Regions from separate parts of the Homo sapiens genome. Here region 1 is linked to region 2. A link is an interaction called in ENCODE POLR2A ChIA-PET data of the cell type or tissue named here. Cell type or tissue: MCF 10A. All regions are shown on one strand. Links, peaks and the distances in the headings refer to the core of each region. The heading gives the core; the rest is flanking DNA. Region 1 has its middle 71 kb from the start of STOX2. Region 2 has its middle 120 kb from the start of STOX2.

What was found. Peaks named below come from ENCODE experiments on the same cell type or tissue, not always from the same donor. Only the 100,000 strongest peaks of a DNase experiment are listed, where the experiment ranks them.
Region 1: POLR2A ChIA-PET joins it to region 2 with 5 read pairs; 2 of 35 experiments call an interaction of 5 or more read pairs at or near these places.

What each region holds. Positions count from the first base shown.
Region 1 is chr4:183,828,834-183,839,490 of GRCh38, forward strand. It overlaps a transcript of STOX2 not described here. Among named protein-coding and RNA genes, the nearest start is that of STOX2, 71 kb to the right of the region's middle. In MCF 10A, for the core only: no CTCF peak of the experiment used is centred there; a DNase peak (open chromatin) is centred at 5,628.
Region 2 is chr4:183,779,268-183,789,924 of GRCh38, forward strand. No RefSeq gene overlaps it. Among named protein-coding and RNA genes, the nearest start is that of STOX2, 120 kb to the right of the region's middle. In MCF 10A, for the core only: no CTCF peak of the experiment used is centred there; a DNase peak (open chromatin) is centred at 5,144.

The DNA of each region.
Region 1 (10,657 bases), core at 4,608-7,107, 50 kb after region 2:
GAGTTTTTTTCTGTATTTAACCAAGATCACACTTTAAAACTAGACAGAGAATCATGGGTACCTTGTAAAAAACCTACCACGGACGCCAGACCTGGTGCTGCAGACACATGTGTTTTGTCAGGTAGATTTAAGTTGTAACAGGCAGAAGAAGGAAAGCAGTTTGGCTTGGGTGCCAACCGGGAGATTAGCAATTTGCTGATTTCAGCTGTTTTATGGCAACATTTATAAAGTTGACTAATTTTCTCCACAGATATTTTGCCAATTAGCATTAAGAAACAAGAGAATTTAGAAATAAACTTTTGCTCTTTTCCTATCCAAAGAAAGTGGTCTTTTGTTTTTAAAAATCTATCATCTTTTTCTTTGATGAGAGAAATTATATTTGAGGCATTTAGTTAATCTGCTATTCTTTGAAACATACACATTCTTATTTTGGAAAAATTAAAAACATTCATCTCTACATTCAACATTCTTTAAGACTGGTGGGATTGTGAGTTGCAGTAGTAGCAGAAAGAAAAGACAGAACGTGGAAAAAAGCCGTTTCCTTTCTCTTTTTGTTGCAACTTCTAGTCCCTTGTCATTTGTTTGTCTTTGTCACACTTGCAGGCCTTTCCAACCCCCAGAATCTAGGGTACTGTTATACATAACTAGAAGACTTCTATGCGCCAGATTATTTAATGCTCCTCATTCCCTTTGCATTTGGTGGCACGTCTCCCTCATGTCTTTGTATTAAACTGTCAGTCACCAGCATAGGTAACACAGTACACTTTAAATTTCTTGTGAAAATCAGCCCTTGGTCACATTGTCTTAGCCATGGGCCAAGGCCTTCAATTCCAGCCCCACCTCAGGAGTTCACAGATAGTGAGTCAATACGTTCCCTGTAATTTTAAGCCAGCTCGACTTGCGGTTTCTGTTACTTGCAACCAGATGCACCTAATGGATCCTGATTGTAATGAACTTTATAATTAGATTTTCTGTTATGTGTTGGAAATGAAACAGAGTAATTCTCCTCTCCTGGCCAAGGAACTTACACTCCCAAAGAGACACGAAGAAAAGTGAACACTTACTGAGCATCTGCTGTGTGTGCTGGGTGTTTCAGAGACATTTCCTCATGGAATGCTGAAGATGGCCATTACTGGGCCTGCTCCCTCTTCTTGCAGGTATGAGTGATGGGGTAGAATCGGCGAATCCTTTAGATCTTTACTGCATTGTTGCTGAAGTTATGCTGATTGTGACTATTTCTGGGCTGTCAATGGATTTTTATGTGGCCCTGAGCACAGTGTCTCAGGGAGGTAGGGCTATTTCCAGTGTCTGAGCAGAACTAATTTCACATCCCCCCCAACAAGGTATCTAGGGTCACCTGGTGCGTTGTTACTTGCTTTTCTGCTAACCTGCTTTCCTTGCACACAGTAGAAAATTGGGCTAGGAGTAACATACTGTTCTAACTATAATTAAAAGAATTCCCCCTCATTGGCCAAGTGCAAGCACATGGGGTTTTTACACTCTCAGTCGACTGAATTACATTCTAGGTGCACTGAGAGTTTGCTACTATGGGTGTTATCTTGTTTTCTGAATTCCACTGGGTGATAAAATGCAACTACAGCTGTGTCCTTCTGTGGGAAGGAGGGAGTCCAGTGAAGTCCTCTGTGCCAGGGCTGGGAGAGATGGTCATGAGGGTTCTTATCCTTTGACCTTAGCCATGACCCCAGGCTGGCTTTACCTTTGACCCTGCCCTTTTGATGTGCCCAGGGCTGGTCTGGCCTGGCTAGTAGTCACTCCTTGTGTGGCAGTTAGCTGAGGGTATATCTGAGGGTGATATAGGGTATATCTGTTGGTTGAAATTAGCTGGGATGAAAACATACCTTTCATCATAGGCCAATGGCTCATTGAAAAGAAATTAGTCATGAACTTCACTGTCAGCTGAAAAGTAGTCATTAAGGGCCCTCCTCCAACAATAGGACACTTGTTCCGGTTTCAGGGTCACCTGATCCACACCAATAGGGGAAGACTGGGGAAGAATGCTGTGCAAAACGTTTTCAGAGGTTGTAACAGGCAGGTCTGCATTTTTAGAATTTTTTTTTTTTTTTTGGCTAGCTGTATATGATTGAACAGTTTTCAGTTTCAAAGTTGCAGGCTTTGGTGTTTAGATCCTTCCTAGGCTGGTGGTAGAAGAATCCTGGGATTCTGGGTTAGTCCTCGGCGGAGATGGCCAAGCACTACATGGGACCGAACTCCGGGCCTGAGCAGCTGGCTTGGAGGGTGTTGGCTTTTCTCCTTCCTGGTGGGTGTGGAGGCGTGAGGGGGGATGGTGGGGGGATGGAAGATTTCAGTGAGAGTTGTTTATTGCTAAAGGTCTACAGGAGAGAAGACGATTTGAAAGGCAGGATACAGTAGGTTAAAAAGGTTGTCCTGTACAGAACACACCCACAGAAATTGCACACATGTAAGGAAAATTGTGGCAGGAAAGAAGCTTGGCTCTTTTGCCTTTCTTCATTTCCGCCCCCAAGTTTGCCTTGAACTTGGAATCTTACGTTATAAACGTTGCCAAATTGCAGCTCCAATCAGGAAACAGATGGTTAGGCAGTACCAGAAAACACAAATAATTGTGGGGACCATGAACATTAGTTCATGAACATTAGAAAACCCTGATGGAAAGTTTAGAACTATGTACATTTTTTTTTTTTTTGGTGAATATCAGACTTAAATAATTGCGAAAAGAATGGTCTAGAAATATTTTGCTAGGTATTAGAATTTTGTGGTACAGTAAACAATTAATCAACTTCTAGTTTATAAAAAATCTGCTGTGCTGTATAATTCTTAAAAATAAATTTAGTCAGTGATGGATGCGCTGAGGGCCCTGACCACCACGAAGCAATAGATCAGGTAGCAAAATGCACTTGTACCCCACGGATATAGACAAAAAACACTAAAAGTAAATACATAGATAAATAAATTTTGTTAAGCTTATCTGCCTTAGTTTCTGTCTAGGTGGCTGTAAACACGCCCTGGTCTCATTTCCGAGGCTTTGTACTTCCTCTTTTCTCTCCTGGGACAGCTCTGCCCAATTTTTCCTGTTTCCAGGCTTTAGTCCCCTTCTCGGCCCCTCCCTGAAGCTTCTTCTGGTGAATTCTGCAGTTCATTCATTTCTTCTTCTTCTTCTTTTTTTTTTTTTTTTTGAGACAGAGTTTCACTCTTGTTGCCTAGGCTGGAGTGCAATGGAGTGATCTTGGCTCACTGCAACCTCTGCCTGCTAGGTTCAAGTGATTCTCCTGCCTCAGCCTCCTGAGTAGCTGGGATTACAAGTGCCCGTCACCATGCCCGGCTAATTTTTGTATTTTTGGTAGAGACAGGGTTTCACCATGTTGGCCAGGCTGGTCTCGAACTCCTGATCTCAGGTGGTCCGCCCACCATGGCCTTCCAAAGTGCTGGGATTATAGGCAGGAGCCACCACACCTGGCCCTGGAGCTCATTCATTTCTATTTGTTTCTGAAAGCAGGGACTCTAAATATTACTAACCCCATTTTGGCTCCTAGTTGTATGCTTATCTCTGTTAGAGAAGACTCTTGAAATTATCTAAGGAATGTAATACTTCATCCAGTTTTTTAAAACTCTAGAAAGCTAGATTCTGCAGCTTCTTAGTAGCCTATAACCGACTCTTTTTTTTTTTTTTTTTTTTTTGAGACGGAGTCTTGCTCTGTCACCCAGGCTGGAATGCAGTGGCATGATCTCGGCTCACTGCAATCTCTGCCTCCTGGGTTCAAGCGATTCTCCTGCCTCAGCCTCCCAAGTAACTGGGATTACAGGTGCCTGCCACCATGCCCGGCTAATTTTTGTATTTTTAGTAGAGACAGGTTTTACCATGTTGGCCAGGCTGGTCTTGAACTCCTGACCTCAAGTGATCCGCCTGCCTTGGCCTCCCAAAGTGCTGGGATTAGAGGCGTGAGCCACCACACCCAGCCTATAACTGGCTCTTACCCTTACTGTCGTTAGGCTCTTCCTCTGACTCTCGGCTCAATTAAAAAGATGAGGTAAACTTTATACACAATCCCTTCATGTATATTTAAGGAACAGTGATGTCTCCTTTTAACTTCACCTCTGCAGACCAAACACTACAGATTCCGTCAAAACCTGTTACAGCATGCTGATGTTTTTCAATCTCCAATAGGAGTATTAGTCAGCTATTAAGAATATTTTGCTAATTTGTTACCAAATATGGATTATCCATGGCGATGGTCTACCTGAAATTTCCCCTGTGAAATGGACATGGTTCAGTGAGTTTGAACATTGATACACTCAGTTCTTAATCGTCTTTCTAAATTCAGTGACAGTTCTTTTTTTATTGCCTAATAACCGCTTGCAAGAAGTCAAGTCCAGACTCTTCCTGATTTTGTAGGAGCGTTTGTGCTTTGCAACCTGCCCCATGATTATGGTGTGACCTGTCAGGATTCCCTTCGTGGTTACTTAGCAGAACGCTTAGGTCTGGCATCATCAAAGAATGTCTAACTCTGCTTGGTAATGATGAAACTGGTGGGGGTTTTTGAATTACTCTTAAAAAGTTATTTCCCCAGGTAAGTTCATAGCCTGGATATTTCCCCACATAAAAGATCAAACATTCCTTAATCTCTTCTCTATATCCCACCCTTTAAGACCTTCAGGTTAGAGAGGAGACATTCTGAAAAAATCCAAATGCAAACAGTGGTATGTCAGAAGAAATGGTTTCAAGTGGTCGCAACAGAGAAATAGCGTTGGCAAGGCGGGATCGGGGCTGATGAAAATGATACAGGCTTTTATATTTCTGCAGGAGTTTTTTTTTTTTTTCATTCCAAGCATACCAGAGTTTCACCAAAGCAGGTAGAAAGAATGTGAGAAGGGCCGGGCGCGGTGGCTCACGCCTGTAATCCCAGCACTTTGGGAGGCCGAGGCGGGCGGATCACGAGGTCAGGAGATCGAGACCATCCCGGCTAAAAACGGTGAAACCCCGTCTCTACTAAAAATACAAAAATTAGCCGGGCGTGGTGGCAGGCGCCTGTAGTCCCAGCTACTTGGGAGGCTGAGGCAGGAGAATGGCGTGAACCCGGGAGGCGGAGCTTGCAGTGAGCCGAGATCCCGCCACTGCACTCCAGCCTGGGCGACAGAGTGAGACTCCGTCTCAAAAAAAAAAAAAAAAAAAAGAATGTGAGAAGGTGTTGTCACAAAATCCAGGCATGAGTGTATTTCTCCTCCTTAGAGCCAGCCTCTTCTGGCAAGCCATTGGATCTCTTCAAGCCTCAGCTTCTCCATCTATAGAATGGCTACAGCAGTGTTACTTGCTTCCCAGGAGAGGAGCATTCCATCAGCAGTAAAGCATTCATTGATCTTCCTTTTGTTTCTCTGTCACAGCCTGGCATGGTCCCAAAATATTGTAGTAATCAATGTGTTTTGAATTAATGGGTTTCTAAATATTCCCATGCTTCACACAGACCGTTTTGGATCTCTGAAGTTTTGCACCGTGCAGCCTGTTAGGCAGTTGATCAACCTGTGACTACCTTGTTTGTGGCTTATTTTCCCCAGCCAGAGCAGCCCGGATCTGCTGGCAACCTGGCAATCTTTGTTGTGAGAGGTTAACACAATTCCTACAGTCTGCACAAGCAGGAGGTGGAGTGGAGGTGGGAGAGGTGCGGAGTTGGAATGGCTCCCAGGCTGCCGTCTTGGCTCGTGTGAGTCAGTGGCATGGAACACGCAGGTTCTGTGCATTTATATAAGGGAAGGAAGGCTGTTGGCTCTACATTCTATATATTCCCCAGTTGTCGCTCAGAATAGTCATGAAGATCCGTGCCTATTCCATGTTCTTTTGGTCTTACAATGATAGTCATATTAGGCAAAGAGAACACAAAGTCTCTTGAACATTAGCTGCTTGCCTTGAATTTCAGTGTGACGCATTCATTCATTCCATTTATTCATTCAAGAAGCAATATTTAGCACTTACTCTGTGTCAGGTACTGTGCTAGGAACTGAGATTCCTACCTCAAGAAACTTCAAGTTTACAGTGGAAGAGACAGGTAATCTTTGTGATCCAAGGTTACTGAAGCAGTGAGATGTGGGCCAGGTGCTCTGGGGAACCTGTGGATGAGCCAAGAATTTCCGATGTTGGGGCTGGGGTGGATAGGAAGGATGCACAGAGCAGAAGATCTTTAGAGTTTGATGCAATACAGTGTCGTGGAGAGGAAACATAGTGTCTTGAAGGAGAGCATAGGTGAGATTGAATTCTAGCTCCTCTTCTTAACAATTACGTGACCCTCAGGCAAGTTACCTATTTTTTTTTTTTTTGAACTTCAGCTTTTTCATCTGAGAATAGGCAAAGAAGATAATAAGATAATAATGTCCTAAGACTTCATCATAGTGTCTGGCAACCAATAGATTTTTTTTTTTTTTTGAGACGGAGTCTGGCTCTGTTGCCCAGGCTGGAGTGCAGTGGCGCAATCTCAGTGCACTGCAAGCTCCGCCTCAAGGTTCATGCCATTCTCCTGCCTCAGCTTCCCGAGTAGCTGGGACTACAGGCGCCCACCACCACACCCGGCTAATTTTTTTGTATTTTTAGTAGAGACGGGGTTTCACCATGTTAGCCAGGATGGTCTTGATCTCCTGACCTCGTGATCCACCTGCCTCGGCCTCCCAAAGTGCTGGGATTACAGGCGTGAGCCACCGTGCCTGGCCAAACCAATAGATTTTTAATTAATTAATTAATTAATGTCCAGTAATAGTTTTTAAATATGTTAATTAATTAATGTCTGTCTGTTTTCAATCTCTTCCTCTTATTGTTCCTCACATTGTTACTGGAGGCAAATTATTACAATAGAAAGAACACTAGAATTGGCTCTGCCACCAGCCTACTGTGTGACTCCAGGGATGCAGAGCTAGTCACACCTCCCTGTAGACCTCCTGTGGGATCTGTGAGGGGAAAGATCTGGGTTGACTTGTTTCCAGTTTTTGGCTATTAAGAGTAATGCAGCTACAAACATTCCCTACAAGTCTTTGTGTGACATATGTTTTCATTTCTCTTGGGTATACACCTAGGAGTGGAATTGCTGGGTCGTATGGTAACTCCATGTTTAACCTTCTGAAGGACTTCCAGGCTGTTCTCACATGGCTGTACCATTTTACAATCTCACCAGCATTGTGTAAGGGTTCTGATTCCTCTCCATCCTCACCAACACTTGTTACTGCCATTTTTTTTTTTATCTGAGCCATCCTAGTGGGTGGAAAGTGGTATCCACTGCAGTTTTGATTTGCGATCTCCTGGTGACTAATGATGTTGAACGTCTTTTCATGTGCTTTTTGGCTGTTTATCATAGCCTTTGGAGAAATGTCTGTTCAAATCCTTTGCCCATTGTGAGAGTCATTGACTTTGGTATTTGTTGTTTGGACTCTCCTTCTCCTGGCTTGTGGAGATTGCTTTATCCTCTGAGGTTGCACCGCAGATCCTCTTCTGCAAGTCAATGGGTATGGTTGTGGTGTAGCGGGTTTCAGCAGCAACAGTGGTCTGAGGACCACTAAAAATAAACATAAGGAGTGTCACTACGTTAGCAGCATAGGCTGTTTTATGCTGAAATAACGTCTCAGTGGCTTAACACATTAAGCCTCATTTCTTCTTCTGCAAAGTCTATGCTCCAGGCTGCTGCAATCTTAGGGCACGACTCTACTTTCTATGAATGTGAACAATGTGAGGGGACTCAGGGGCTTTTTGATGCCTCAGCCATTATCCAGACCCCATCACATGGCCCCATACAATGGGAAGGGATCTGGGAAGTGCAGTCTTCCATGTCCTGGGAAGGGGTGACCTGGTATTAGTGAGCATCAGCAGTGTCCATCGCAGTCACCGTCTCCCATTTCGTGGCAGGGTCAGTGACTTCTCGTGACAGCCTCATGAAGGTGAAAAAGCAGGGATACTATTAGACACTCTGATATTGGAAATCTCCTAGTTGGCTCAGTGGAACTACAAAACTTCACTTAGGGACACTAAGATTCATCTGGAATATTTGCTTCTAATTTGACTATACAGGTTTGGTACACCTTGGAATGGATTGTCTTTTCTGTCTTTTATATAATAATTCCAGGAAGACGGTGTTTTGAGTTCCTACTGTGTGCCAGTATTGTACTGTGTGCTGCTTATACAGGATTAATTAGAGCACATCCCTGCTTCTTAGGACTCATACACGTAGCACTGTACAAGAGTGGGGATAAACACATAGACTGACATCTATGCTGGTGAGTGAAGATTAGTAGCAGGAGGAAAGACTTCTGGGAGCAGAAATGGGGGAATCCTTGGAGCTTTCTCGGGGAGTGGGGAAGAGCATCCCAGGCCATTCCCTTTATTTTTAATTGTGGAAAAATATACATAACCCTTCATATAGATCATTTAAATCATTCATAAGTGTACAATTCAGTAACATTAAATACATTCACAATGTCATGTAACCATCACCAATATCTATACCTATTAAATAAGAACTCCCATCCCCTGGCACCCTTTATTCTACTTGCTGCCTTATGGAGTTTCCTATTCTAGGTACTTCCTATAAGTGGAATCATACAGTATTTGTCCTTCTGTATCTGGCTTATCTCACTCAGCATGCTATTTTCAGAGTCCGTGCTTTTTTTTTTTTCTTTGAGATAGAGTCTCTCTCTGTCACTCAGGCTGAAGTGCAGTGGCACAATCTTGACTCACTGCAACTTCTGCCTCTCGGGTTCAAGTAATTTTCCTGCCTCAGCCTCCCACGTAGCTGGGATTACAGACGTGCACCACCACGCCTGGCTAATTTTTGTATTTTTGGTGGAGATGAGGTTTCACCATGTTGGCCAGGCTGGTCTCGAACTCCTGGCCTCAAGTGATCCCCCTGCCTCAGCCTCCCAAAGTGCTGGGATTACACATGTGAGCCACCGCACCTGGCCTCCACGCATGTTGTAGCACATATTAAAATTTCATTCCTTTTCAAGGCTGAATAATAAATACTCCATCGTGTGTGTATACCAAATTTTGTTTATCTGTTCATCTGTGGATGGAGCCTTGAGTTGTTTCCACTTTTTGGCTATGATGCTGCTGTGGACGTGGGTGTGCAGATGTGGGTGTCTGTTCCAGTGGCACTCACTTTTTTAGGAAAATTTTACCTTGAGTTCTGAGATAGCACATATTCATTGTGGATTAGTTAGAAAAATACAGAAAATTAAAATTAAAACAGAAAATCACCGCTTTTGTATTTAGTGATAATTTTTACGGTAAAAATATGTTAAATTTATCTCCTTTTTTCTCTTTAAATATTTCAATAAATATATTGACTAGATTTTTAGTATTTATTATTTTTATTATTTAATTTATTGAAATATTTAAATAATTCAATACATATATTGAAATACTTAAATAATTCAATACATATATTGAAAAACTTAAATAATTCAATACATATATTGAAATACTTAAATAATTCAATACATATATTGAAATACTTAAATAATTCAATACATATATTGAAATATTTAAATAAATGAAATTTGTTAAATAAATAAATACATAAAATATTTCAAATATTTTTAATGACCATAAACAATACTTTTATGGGTGTGTCTTGATTTATTATTTCATTACTTTTAGATAGTTTTGAGATTTATTATAAATTACATCGAGATGAACATATCTATATAAATCTTTGTTGATAAATCTGTTATTTACATAAAAATGAAGCTACTACATCAAAGATATGAGCAAATCAAGTTGCTTATCACAAATGGCCGATTACTTTGTGAGAGTTTTGCCACAGCCTCGCCAGTGTGTGAGTCCCCATGTCCTTAAAGCAGCACAGTAATGCTCTTGCTCAAAACTGTGCTTCCCATTCCAGGGGTTTTGGCCTCTCTCTGCAGCCCCCACTTGGGGCACCCATTGTGGATGGGTGGAGACTGACTGTTGAGGAGAGTGTGCCTTGTTTAGTTATATACAAGTGGCTCTCAAGCCTTTGTTCTGCCTCCACCTCCTCCACGTGGTTACACACTCATCACCAGTGAGTCTCATTTCTTGCAGAAGTCTTCACTTTGGAGAGAGGTATATATGAGCAGTTTCTGGTAAGCATTTGAGAATCACTGATTGTGCTAGCCAGAGAAAGAGAACCAATAAGATGCAGTAAGATGTGTGTACACACACACAGGTACACGTGCACGCGCGCGCGCACACACACACACACAGGTACACATGCACACACACACACACACACACAGAGAGCAGGCCAGGTTGGAGACCCAGGGAAGAGTGGGTGCTGCAGATCCAATCCAAAGGCAGTTGGCTAGCAGAGTTCCCTCTTCCTTGGAGGAAGTCAGTCTTTTTCTCTTAAGGCCTTTGATTGGACGAGGGTCACCCATATCATGGAAGGTAATTTGCTTTATTCACAGTCTACTGGCTAAGTGTTAATGTCATCTGAAAGAGTCACAGAGACATCTAGACATCTAGGTGTCAGATCAAATATGTGGGTACCGTGACCTAGCCAAGTTGGCAATAAAATTAACCATCACACTGATCCGAAAAGTTTGGGTGCCACTGACTTTAACGTTCTCCTGCATATAGGCAAGAATTAAAACACACACACAACAAAAGTTTATTTTTACTCTGAACCACTTGAGGGCACCATGAACGAGGGAA
Region 2 (10,657 bases), core at 3,829-6,328:
TTTTTAAATTAAAAATTTTATTGAGGTAATTGTAAACCCATGCAGGTGTAAGAAATAATTCAGAGAGATCCCTTGCCCAATTTCTTCCAATGATGACATACTATATCATATCACAGCCAAGATACTAACAATGAAACAATCTACCAGGCTTACTCTTGATTCTCCTGTTTCACTTGTACTCTTTTGTGTGTGTGTGCACATATGTGTATTTAGTTCTGTGCATTTTTTTTTTTGAGACAGAGTCTCCCTCTGTCACCCAGGTTACAGTGCAGTGGCGTCATCTCGGCTCACTGCAACCTCCGCCTCCCGGGTTCAAGGGATTCTCCTGCCTCAGCCTCCTGAGTAGAGACACCACCGTGCCCGGCTAATTTTCGTATTTTTAGTAGAGACGGGGTTTCACCGTGTTGGCCATGGTTGGCCAGGCTGGTGTTGAACTCCTGACCTCAGGTGGTCTGCCCCGCATTGGCCTCCCAGAGTGCTGGGATTACAGGCGCTAGCTACTATGCCCGGCTGAGTTCTGTGCATTTTTTATCACTGATAAAGGTATGTGTATCTGTTACCACAAGATGCAGAACAGGTTTGTCTCCATAAGGGTCCCTCCTGTTGACTTTTATAACCATACCATCTACCTGCCCCACTTGGCTCCACTCCATTACACCTCCTCCCACTCCACTGCTCCTAACCTTAGGCAACCACAAGTCTGCTTTCCATTTCTATAATTTTGTCATTTCGAGAATGTCATATAAATGGAATCATGAAGTATGTAATCTGAGATTGGTTTTTTTTCTGTTAGCATAATTCCCTGGAAATTCATCCAAGATGTTCATGTATCAATACTCCATATCTTTTGATTGCTGAGTATTTCATGGTAGAATGTTCTACAGTTTATTTAACCATTCACCCACTGAAGGGTATCTGAGTTGGAAGGACATCTGAACTGTTTCCAGGTTTTGACAATTGTGCATGAAGCTTCTATGAACAGTCATATGCAGGTTTTTGTGTGAACAGAAGTTTTATTTCTCTGAGATAAATGCCCAAGAGTGCAACTGTTCAGTCATATAGTAATTGCATGTTTAGTTTCATAAGAAATTGTCAAACTTTCTCAGAGTGGCTTTACCATTTTAAGTTTCCTCCAGCAATGTATGAGTGATCGATTTCTCTGCACCCTTGCCAGCATTTGATGCTGTCACTATTTTTTATTAGTCATTTGCATAGACGTATAATGATACAATAGCTTTTTGTGATTTGAATTTGCATTTCCTTGATGGCTATGATATTGAACTTCTTTTCATGTGCTTGTTTGGTATCTGTGTCTCCTCTTCAATGAAATGTCTGTTTTGGCTTATGCCAATTTTCTAATTGAGCTACATTTTTTTTTTTTTTTTTTTTTTTTTGAGAGGGAGTCTCACTCTGTCACCCAGGCTGGAGTGCAGTGGTGCGATCTTGGCTCGCTGGAACCTCTGCCTCCCATGTTCAAGAGATTCTTGTGCCTCAGCCTCCCGAGTAGCTGGGACTACAGGTGCACACACCACCACGACCGGCTGATTTTTGCATTTTTAGTAGAGACGGGGTTTCAGTATGTTGCCCAGGCTGATATTTAACTCCTGAGCTCAAGCGATCTGCTTGCCTCAGCCTCCCAAATTGCTGAGATTACAGGTGTGAGCCACTGTGCCAAGCCATAATGGAGCTACTTATCTTTTAACCATTGAGTTTTAAGAGTTCTTGATATAATCTGGATGCAAGTTTTTTAAATCACATACATGATTTGCAAATATCTTCTCCCAATATTTGAGTGTATTTTTACTTTCTTGATGGTGTCTTTTGACATACAAAAGCTTTTAATTTTGATTAAGTCTAAGTTACCATTTTTCTCCTCTTGCATGTGTTTCTGGTATTATATCTAAGAAATCATTGCCTAACCCAAGAGCATGAAGATTTACTCCTATTCCTTCTTCTATGATTTTTAGTTTCAGCTCTCACATTTAGGTCTGTGATAAATTTTGAGTTAACTTTTGTGTATGGTGTAAGGTGCTTTTGCTTATAAATATCCAATTTTCCCAGTACTATTTGTTAAAAATACCTTCTTTCTCCTTACATTTTGTTGGCACCTTTATTGCAAATCAGTTGACCATAAGTGGAAGCACCTATTTCTGGGCTCTCAGTTTTTTTTTTTTTAAACCATTGATCGATGCGTCTGGTACCACACTGTCTTCATCCCTGTAGTCTATCTTTTTATTTTAACAAATATACTGCTATGATCTTCTGTAAATGCAGATTCTAATTTACAATTTTTTGATTCCTTGGAGTTCTGCCTTAGAATATTCAGAGGCAGCCCCATGCTTCCAGCCTGCCTGGGCCTTTCTCCTTCTCTTCCAACTCCCAGCTCTGTCTCATTGTGTTAGGAGCCTCCTGTGCACATGTTAGGCACCCTAACCCTCAGTCACAGGATGACAGTTTTATTTCTTTTCTGTTTTTTGTTGTTGTTGTTTGTTTTTGTTTTTGTTTTTGAGATGGAGTCTTGCTCTGTTGCCAAGGCTGGAGTGCAATGGCGTGATCTTGGCTCACTGCAACCTCCACCTCCCGGGATCAAGCGATTCTCCTGCCTCAGCCCCCTGAGTAGTTGGGATTGCAGGCGCCCGCCACCAAGCCCGGCTAATTTTTGTATTTTTAGTAGAGATGGGGTTTCACCATGTTGGCCAGACTGGTCTCGAACCCCTGACCTCAGGTGATCTGCCCAACCTCAGCCTCTCGAAGTGCTGGGATTACAGGCATGAGTCACTGTGCCCAGACAGCTTTATTTCTTTAAATACTTGTCAGCTGGGACTATCCTTATGCTCCTAGAGGCCTTCCTCTGATTCTTGCAGAAGGACTTTTATGTTTTGGAGTCAGCAAAAAATGCATTAGATCCTTGTCACCCTTGAAATCTGTCCAGCTTCCCCTCCTGCCACATCTCTCTTCTGCCTTCAGCTAGAAGAAGACTCTGCTTGTGAAGACTCATGTGGTTATATCGGGTCCGCCCAGATAATTCAGGATAATCTCCCTATTTTAAGGTCAATTGATTAGTAACATTAATTACATCTTCAAAGCCCCTTTTTCCCGGGCACAGTGGCTCACACCTGTAATCCCAGCACCATGGGAGATTGAGGCAGGTGGATCACTTGAGGTCAGGAGTTTCAGACCAGCCTGGCCAACATGATGAAACCCTGTATCTACTAAAAGCACAAAAATTAGCTGGGCGTTGTGGCAGGCGCCTGTAATCCCAGCTACTTGGGAGGCTGAGGCAAGAGAATCGCTTGAACCCGGAAGGTGGAGGTTGCCGTGAGCTGAGATCGAGCCACTGCACTCCAGACTGGGTGACAAAGTGAGAGTCCATCTTAAAAAATAAAATAAAATAAAATAAAAAAGGTCCTTTTTTTCCCATGTAATAGACCATATTCACAGGTTCCAGAGATTAGGGCATGGACATTTGTGGAGGGCCATTATTCAGCTTGCCACACTAGACCTAGAATTATTAAATTAGTGCTGTGATTTTGATCTTCTGAAAGCACTTTGAGTTCACCTTCATTTTAGGAGATTATTGTCACTGGCTGTGAGTTCTAGCTTTTAAAAAGATATTCCATTGTCTTCTAGCTCCATCATTTCTACCAAAAAGCAGACAAAATGTCTTACTGTTACGCCTTTGAAGGTAATGTTTCCCCCCACGCTCTATCCCCACCCAACTACTTTAAGATCTTCTTTTCATTTTTGGTTTTCAACAGCTTTATCTTGATGTGTGTATGTGTGATTTTTTTGTGTGCAGAGCTTCTTACATCTGTGAGATAATGTTACATATCAGTTTTGGAAAATTCTGCTTGGTTATTTGGTTATCTCTTCAAATATTTATTCTGCCCCATTCTCAAAGAGCTTTAATTATTCCTGTGTATTACACAGTTCCAATATATACCAGGGGTTTCTGTGCTTTTTTTTCATTGTTGTTTTCCTTTGTGTTTTAAAATCTGAATATTTCCTACTGACCTGTGTGTCAGTTCACCAGCCCTTTCTTATACTGTGCATTGTCTAGTCTTGAACCCACCTGCTGAGTCCTAATTACAGACATTGTACTTTCCATTTTACAGTTTCATTTAATTTTCCTCTTTAGGTTTTGGTTTTTCTGGTAATAATCTCTACTGTTTGTTTTCCTCTATTTTTCTTGAACATATGTTAGTTATTTTAGAGTCTCTGCTCTGAGTCTGCGTCTGGTATATATTTCATTCCCTCAGGGACTCAACAGACTCCATATAGTCCTTTTCCCTGGTAGGCCTTGTAATTTTTAACTGAATTCTGGACATTGTCTATAAAATATTGGAGAGGGCTGGGCACGGTGACTCATGCCTGCAATCCCAGCACTTTCGGAGGCCGAGGCTGGTGGATCACCAGAGGTCAAGAGTTTGAGACCAGCCTGGCCAACATGGTGAAACCTCGTCTTTACTAAACCTCGTCTTTACTAAAAATACAAAATTTAGCTGGGTGCGGTGGCGGGTGCCTGTAATCCCAGCTACTCAGGAGGCTGAGGCAGGAGAATCGCTTGAACCCGGGAGGCAGAGGTTGCGGTGAGCCGAGATCGCGCCACTGCACTCCAGCCTGGGTGACAGAGTGAGACTCTGTCTCAAACAAAACAAAACAAAACAAAACAAAACTGGAGAGGCCCAGTTGATGCTACTTTCCTCCAGGGAAACGTTACCCCTCCCCTTGCTAAGCAGCTAGAGTCGGGGGGGTACTGAGCTTTTGCTTTTGCTCAGTAAGGGACTGAGCAGACGCTACTCTGGGTTGCAGTCTTGGCATAGCTCTCTTTGGTTCACCTCTCTTCTTACGCTAATGAGTTCTGGGCTTTCAACTGAGGACCTGATGTGTACACTGGGGTTCCTGTCCCTGGCAGGTCATGAACTCTAATCTTTGTCTTATCATTACTCTGAGGCTGCCAAAAGCTTGGCTCTAGTTTTCAGCTGAGTTATTTATTTCCGTATCCTTTCCAGCTGTCTTGAAGAGAAAACAGTCCATGTTTGAGGCCCTTCAATTGTGTCACTCCAGCTGCATAAAAGTGCCAAAAAGTCTACTGGTTTCTCCGCCCATCAGAAGCAGCGCTTTACTCAGGCAAAGCCTGGGCTTTCAGCCTCTTGCTCATACTTAGGATTAAGCAATTTCCTTTGGGAAAAGTGGCTGCAGAAGGTTGGATCATTACTTCATGGCTCTTCTCTCTGAAAGTTTATTACCCTTTTTCCTTGTTGCTTTAGAAACTATGTGATGTCTGTAAGCAGATCATGCTTATGTTTAATCTAGCTTTTCTAGTTGTTCCTGGAAGAATCACTGGTCTTACATAAGCAACTCTACCCTACCCAGAAACATAAGGCCAGTGAGTGCTAGAGGTGTTATTTCTGATATATATCATTTTTATGTGGGTGTAATGAGAAATTTTTAGAGTATATAGTGTGCTTTACTGTCAGAAATGAACGCCTTCCATTTCCACTTTTTTCTTGGTAATGAGTATGTTTTCTGTTAAAACATAGTGTTTTTTTTTTAAACTATGTATATATTTTATTCCGATGTGAAGTACAATTTTAGACATGGAGTGCTTATCCAATTCCTTTTCCAATTATATTTATACCTTTCAAAATATTTAAACAGGATAAATAGGATAAATTAAAAATGATGAGGCTGGGTGCAGTGGCTCACACCTGTAATCCCAGCACTTTGGGAAGCTGAAGTGGGCAGATGACTTGAGGTCAGGAGTTCGAGACTAGCCTGGCCAACATGGTGAAACCCCGTCTCTACTAAAAATACAAAAATTAGCCAGGTGTGAGGTAGTGTGCCTATAATCCCAGCTACTCGAGAGGCTGAGGCAGGAGAATCACTTGAACCCAAGAGGCGGAGTTTGCAGTGAACTGAGATTCTGGCACTGCACTCCAGCCTGGGTGACTGAGCAAGACTCTGTCTCAAAAAAAAAAAAAAAAAAAAAGCGATGAGCTGAGAAGACACCAAGATTTGCAATAACTGTTACAGATGGTAGACAAGTCTTAATTAACAAGACAATCTCCATCAATAATATAAAAAAGTGAACAAATTACAAATAAAACTACTTCAAATATATTTTGAAAAAGTAGACATCTGTATTTTTCCATCTGGAATACACAGGATCTAGTCTTCTAGATAAATGTCTAATAACTTCATCTTGGATCATCAGGAAAAATCAATTACATATAATATTTTTCTAAACTCTATGGTCAGTCACATCTAAAATCATTAAGTGTAAAACAGCATATGAATCTAATTACATTTATAACTGAATGCCCAGTATAGATGATTTTGAAGTTCTACTTTTTTTTTGAGACGGAGTCTCACTCTGTCACCCAGGCTGGAGTGCAGTGGCGCAATCTCGGCTCACTGCAAGCTTCACCTCCTGAGTTCACGCCATTCTCCGGCCCCAGCCTCCTGAGTAGCTGGGACTACAGGTGCCCACCACCACGCTCGGCTAATTTTTTTGTATTTTTAGTAGAGACAGGGTTTCACCGTATTAGCCAGGATGGTCTCGATCTCCTGACCTCGTGATCCGCCTGCCTCGGCCTCCCAAAGTGTTGGGATGACAGGCGTGAGCCACTGCACCCGGCCCTGAAGTTCTACTTTTTAATAACTAGAACATGTAGGCCAGCCGCAGTGGCTCAAGCCTGTCATCCCCGCACTTTGGGGGGCCAAGGCGGGCAGATCACTTGAGGTCCGGAGTTCAAGACCAGCCTGGCTAACATGGTAAAATCCTGTCTTTACTAAAAGTACAAAAATTAGTCAGGTGTGGTGGCACACGCCTATAATTCCAGCTACTCAGGAAGCAGGGACAGGAGAATTGCTTGAACTTGGGAGGTGGAGGTTACAGTCAGCCGAGATTGTGCCACTGCATTCCGGCTTGGGCAACAGAGCGAGACTCTGTCTCAAAAAAAAAAAACAAAAACACAGAACTTGTATTAAGTCATTATTCTTTCTCTTATGAGTGACTGTGTTTCTGCCTTTTTAAATGTTTTGATACCTGCATGTTTCAGATAGCAGTTATCTGATTAGCCATAGCATTTTCCTAAAACTGCCTATTTTTAGCTCTGGTCCTTTTTTTTTTTTTTTTCCTCTTTTCCTTTTGGAAACCTGCCATCTACAGAGATCTCAGAGGAGGGAGAGCCTGTTCACTCGCGAATATGTATTTCGGGCAAGATGGCGGGTTCCTGGCAGGTTATAATTTCCACTGCTGGAGACCTCAGACACTGAGTATTCACTTCCTTTTTTGAGGGAGACAAAATCAAGGGTAGAACTTGGCAATTACATTAAAAAAAATCAACAGATAACGAACCGCTGCTATTCCAGTAAGCAGACAAACATGTCTAAAAATTATGTTTATTTTACCATGTACCTTTGTTACTAATATCAGCTATTGTTATTTCACATGAAGTAGCAAGAAGGTGTATCTATGTCCATCTAAATACTTATGAAAATAATGACAGTATAGTGTGTGTTGTAGCAGCAGTTTGTCATGTTGTTTTTTTCTCACCACAGCCCTCATGGAGGATGTCATTTATGTGAAAGACACAGACGTGAAAGACACAGGCTCATGAGGGTACGGTGAAACACACAAATCCTGGCAGGGTAGTTGTAAAAGTCCACCCCTTCTGTTCTTACTTAATAAAGCCTAGCAATATGCAAAAGAATGAGAGTAAAATTATTACTGGAGAAACTTTGACTCTACTCTACCTTTAAAATAAATAAAAAGAAATCCATCCCAAACTGACACTCTAGTGTTAATAACCATTTTCTTATGACATACTTCCCAATGATAGAGACTCAGCAGTGGATCAAGATCTTTAGATTGGAAAGAGCTATACATAATGCATCAATACCATACCACAAGTACTCATCTCCCAAGTGTTAGCCCAATATCACCCACTGCAAGCTGTCCTCTCATTCCCAATTCCCTTTTACAATGAGCCACTCCTTCCATTGACGCCCCTCTCTCCTTTCTGCTGCTCTGCAGCATGTACATGTTTCTACCATTCCACCAATTAGTGTAACTTCATTTTGGGGGGATGACTTGTCTGTTTCTTTTTACAAACTACAAGCTCCCTCCAAACAAGGGCCATGTCACATCTATTTCTCTTTGTCCAGCAGTCAGCTCACTGCCTAGAATACAAGAGTTGTCTGATATGATTGTTGACGAATGGGAGCAATATTTAGTAGCTTCGAATCACTCAGTGTTAAAGCCTGAGACGTGCACGCTCATGATATGGATATCCAATACTGTCAACATTTCATAATTTGGTTTGGCTGGTGGAATTTTTGTTCAAATAAAAATGAATTTAGCATGAAATTTGGGTTGGGTTTACACTAACAAGCAGGTAAAGAGTCAAATGTTCTAATGGGGAAAGTATTATGCTAGATTGGTCTCCACTCTTAATTGCTGCTGTCGCAGGTACAGGAATGGAACATAAGCAAACCTCTAATAGAAACTGAAGACAAAGAGATATATGTTTTGCACACTGCTCTTTGAAATTTGGTTTTGAAGTGGGATGAGCTTCTGCCATTGTAGTTGAAATGCCAGGGCCAGTGCTGTGTAAGTAGAGAGGGGTCATGGCTGGGGGAATTGTCAACAGAGGCATTATTCAGAAGCATCTCAAAAGCCAGTTGCAGTTCAATGTTAGGCCATAGGCGCTTTCACTGATAGTGGTACTATTAAACTTCCTACCAGAAAAGATGAATCCTTTTGGGAAAATTTAGTGAGGAATCAGAATAGATAGAGAAGCTTCTAGGAGCATTTTGAGCCACTTTGAGAAAGTGTCTCAGGCAGTCAAAAAGTCTTCCCCGTAGGGTAGATCAGTACAGGATCTTCACTAAGGTAAGTGTCTCTGGTAGGCTGTGGGAAGAAGTGATGTATGGGATGTGCCTTGGCAGTGTTTTCAATATCATATTCATTCTCAACCACAAGAGATAGCCAATATCCTCAAAGTAAGTGATTCGCACGTGTGTGGCTACAATAACTAGACCATCACGAACTCTTTAAAAAACAGTGGAAGGGGGTCTCACAGTATAGCTGTTGAGAGCACAAACTCTGAAACCAGACTGCCTGGGCTTGAACTGTGGCTTGGTGACTGTCTTAGTCCATTCAGTGTTGCTATAACAGAATACCTGAGACTGAGTCATTCATAAAGGGGAGAGTTTTATTTAGCTCATGGTTCTGCAGTCTGGGAAGTCCAAGGGTGCAGCCTGGCTTCTGGCGAGGGCTTTCACTCTGCATCATGACTTGACAGAGAAGGTCAAAGGGGAAGCAGATACATGGGAAGACCCAACAGGAGGAGGAACCTCACTTTGTAACAGCTGATCTCATGGGAATGAATTCATTCCTGAGAGAACTAATCCCATCTTGCTGGAGAAAGAATTCACTCACTACCACGAGAATGAAACCAAGCCATTCATGAGAAATCTGCCCCCATGACCCAAACACCTCCCACTAGGCCCCACCTCCCAATACCACCACATTTCAACATGGCTTTTGGTGAGGACAAAAAACAAATCCAAACCACAGCAGTGACTTAACAGTGGAGGTCCTGCACATGTTGCTTAATTCTCTTTGAATCAATTTTCGTCTGTAAAATTAGGATGACAAGAGTATCTATCCCATAGGGCTGCTGTGTGGATTAAATAAGTGAATATACATAAAGTACTTAGCACACTGCATGACATATAGGAAGCACCATATAAATGCTAGCTATTTTTATTATTTATCTGGGATAAGCAGTAGCAGACACGTAATTGAAGGTTCAACAGTTGATGGATTCCTGCTTGTAGGTAAACATGTAGTCGTAAGCATGAAAAAAAATCACTAATACTGCATAAGAGTTATGACACAATTAAGTTTGGGTTATTATTGAAAGAATCCTTTAGAAGGCCTGTAATTAGAATAAATGATCACCCCCATGGCTATAGAAGTTCTGTGGAAATTCTGGCTTCCTACTACAGTAAGGTTTTTATTCTTATTTTTTTTGAGACAGGGTTCCATCCTGTCACTCAGCTGAAGTGCAGTGGCATGATCATAGCTCACTGTGGCCTCAACCTCCCAGGCTCAAGTGATCCTGCCTCAACCTTCTGAGTAGCTGGGACTACAGGTGTGTGCCACCATGCCTGACTCATTTTTTCTTTCTTAATGTAGAGACAGGGTCTCATCATGTTGCCCAGGCTGATCTCAAATTCCCGGGCTCAGGTAACCCTCCCACCTTGGCCTCCCAACATGCTGGGATTACAGGCTTGAGCCAGGTTTTTATTTTTTTAATTTTATCTTTTTTTATAGATGGGGGTCTTGCTATGTTGCCCAGGCTGGATTTGAACTCCTGGGCTCAAGCAATCATCCTGCTTTAGCCTCTGAGTAGCTGGGATTACAGGCATGTGCCACTGTACCTGACAACAGTAAGGTTTTTTTGTGCAGACACTGTTGTTTCTGACATGTAACCAATCGCTGCCTGGAATTATGTACTCATGAGTCTAACAGAATACTTGAGACTGAGTCATTTATAAAGAGGAGAGGCTTATTTAGCTCATGGTTCTGCGGTCTGGGAAGTCCAAGGGCATAACCTGGCTTCTGACGAGGGCTTTCACACTG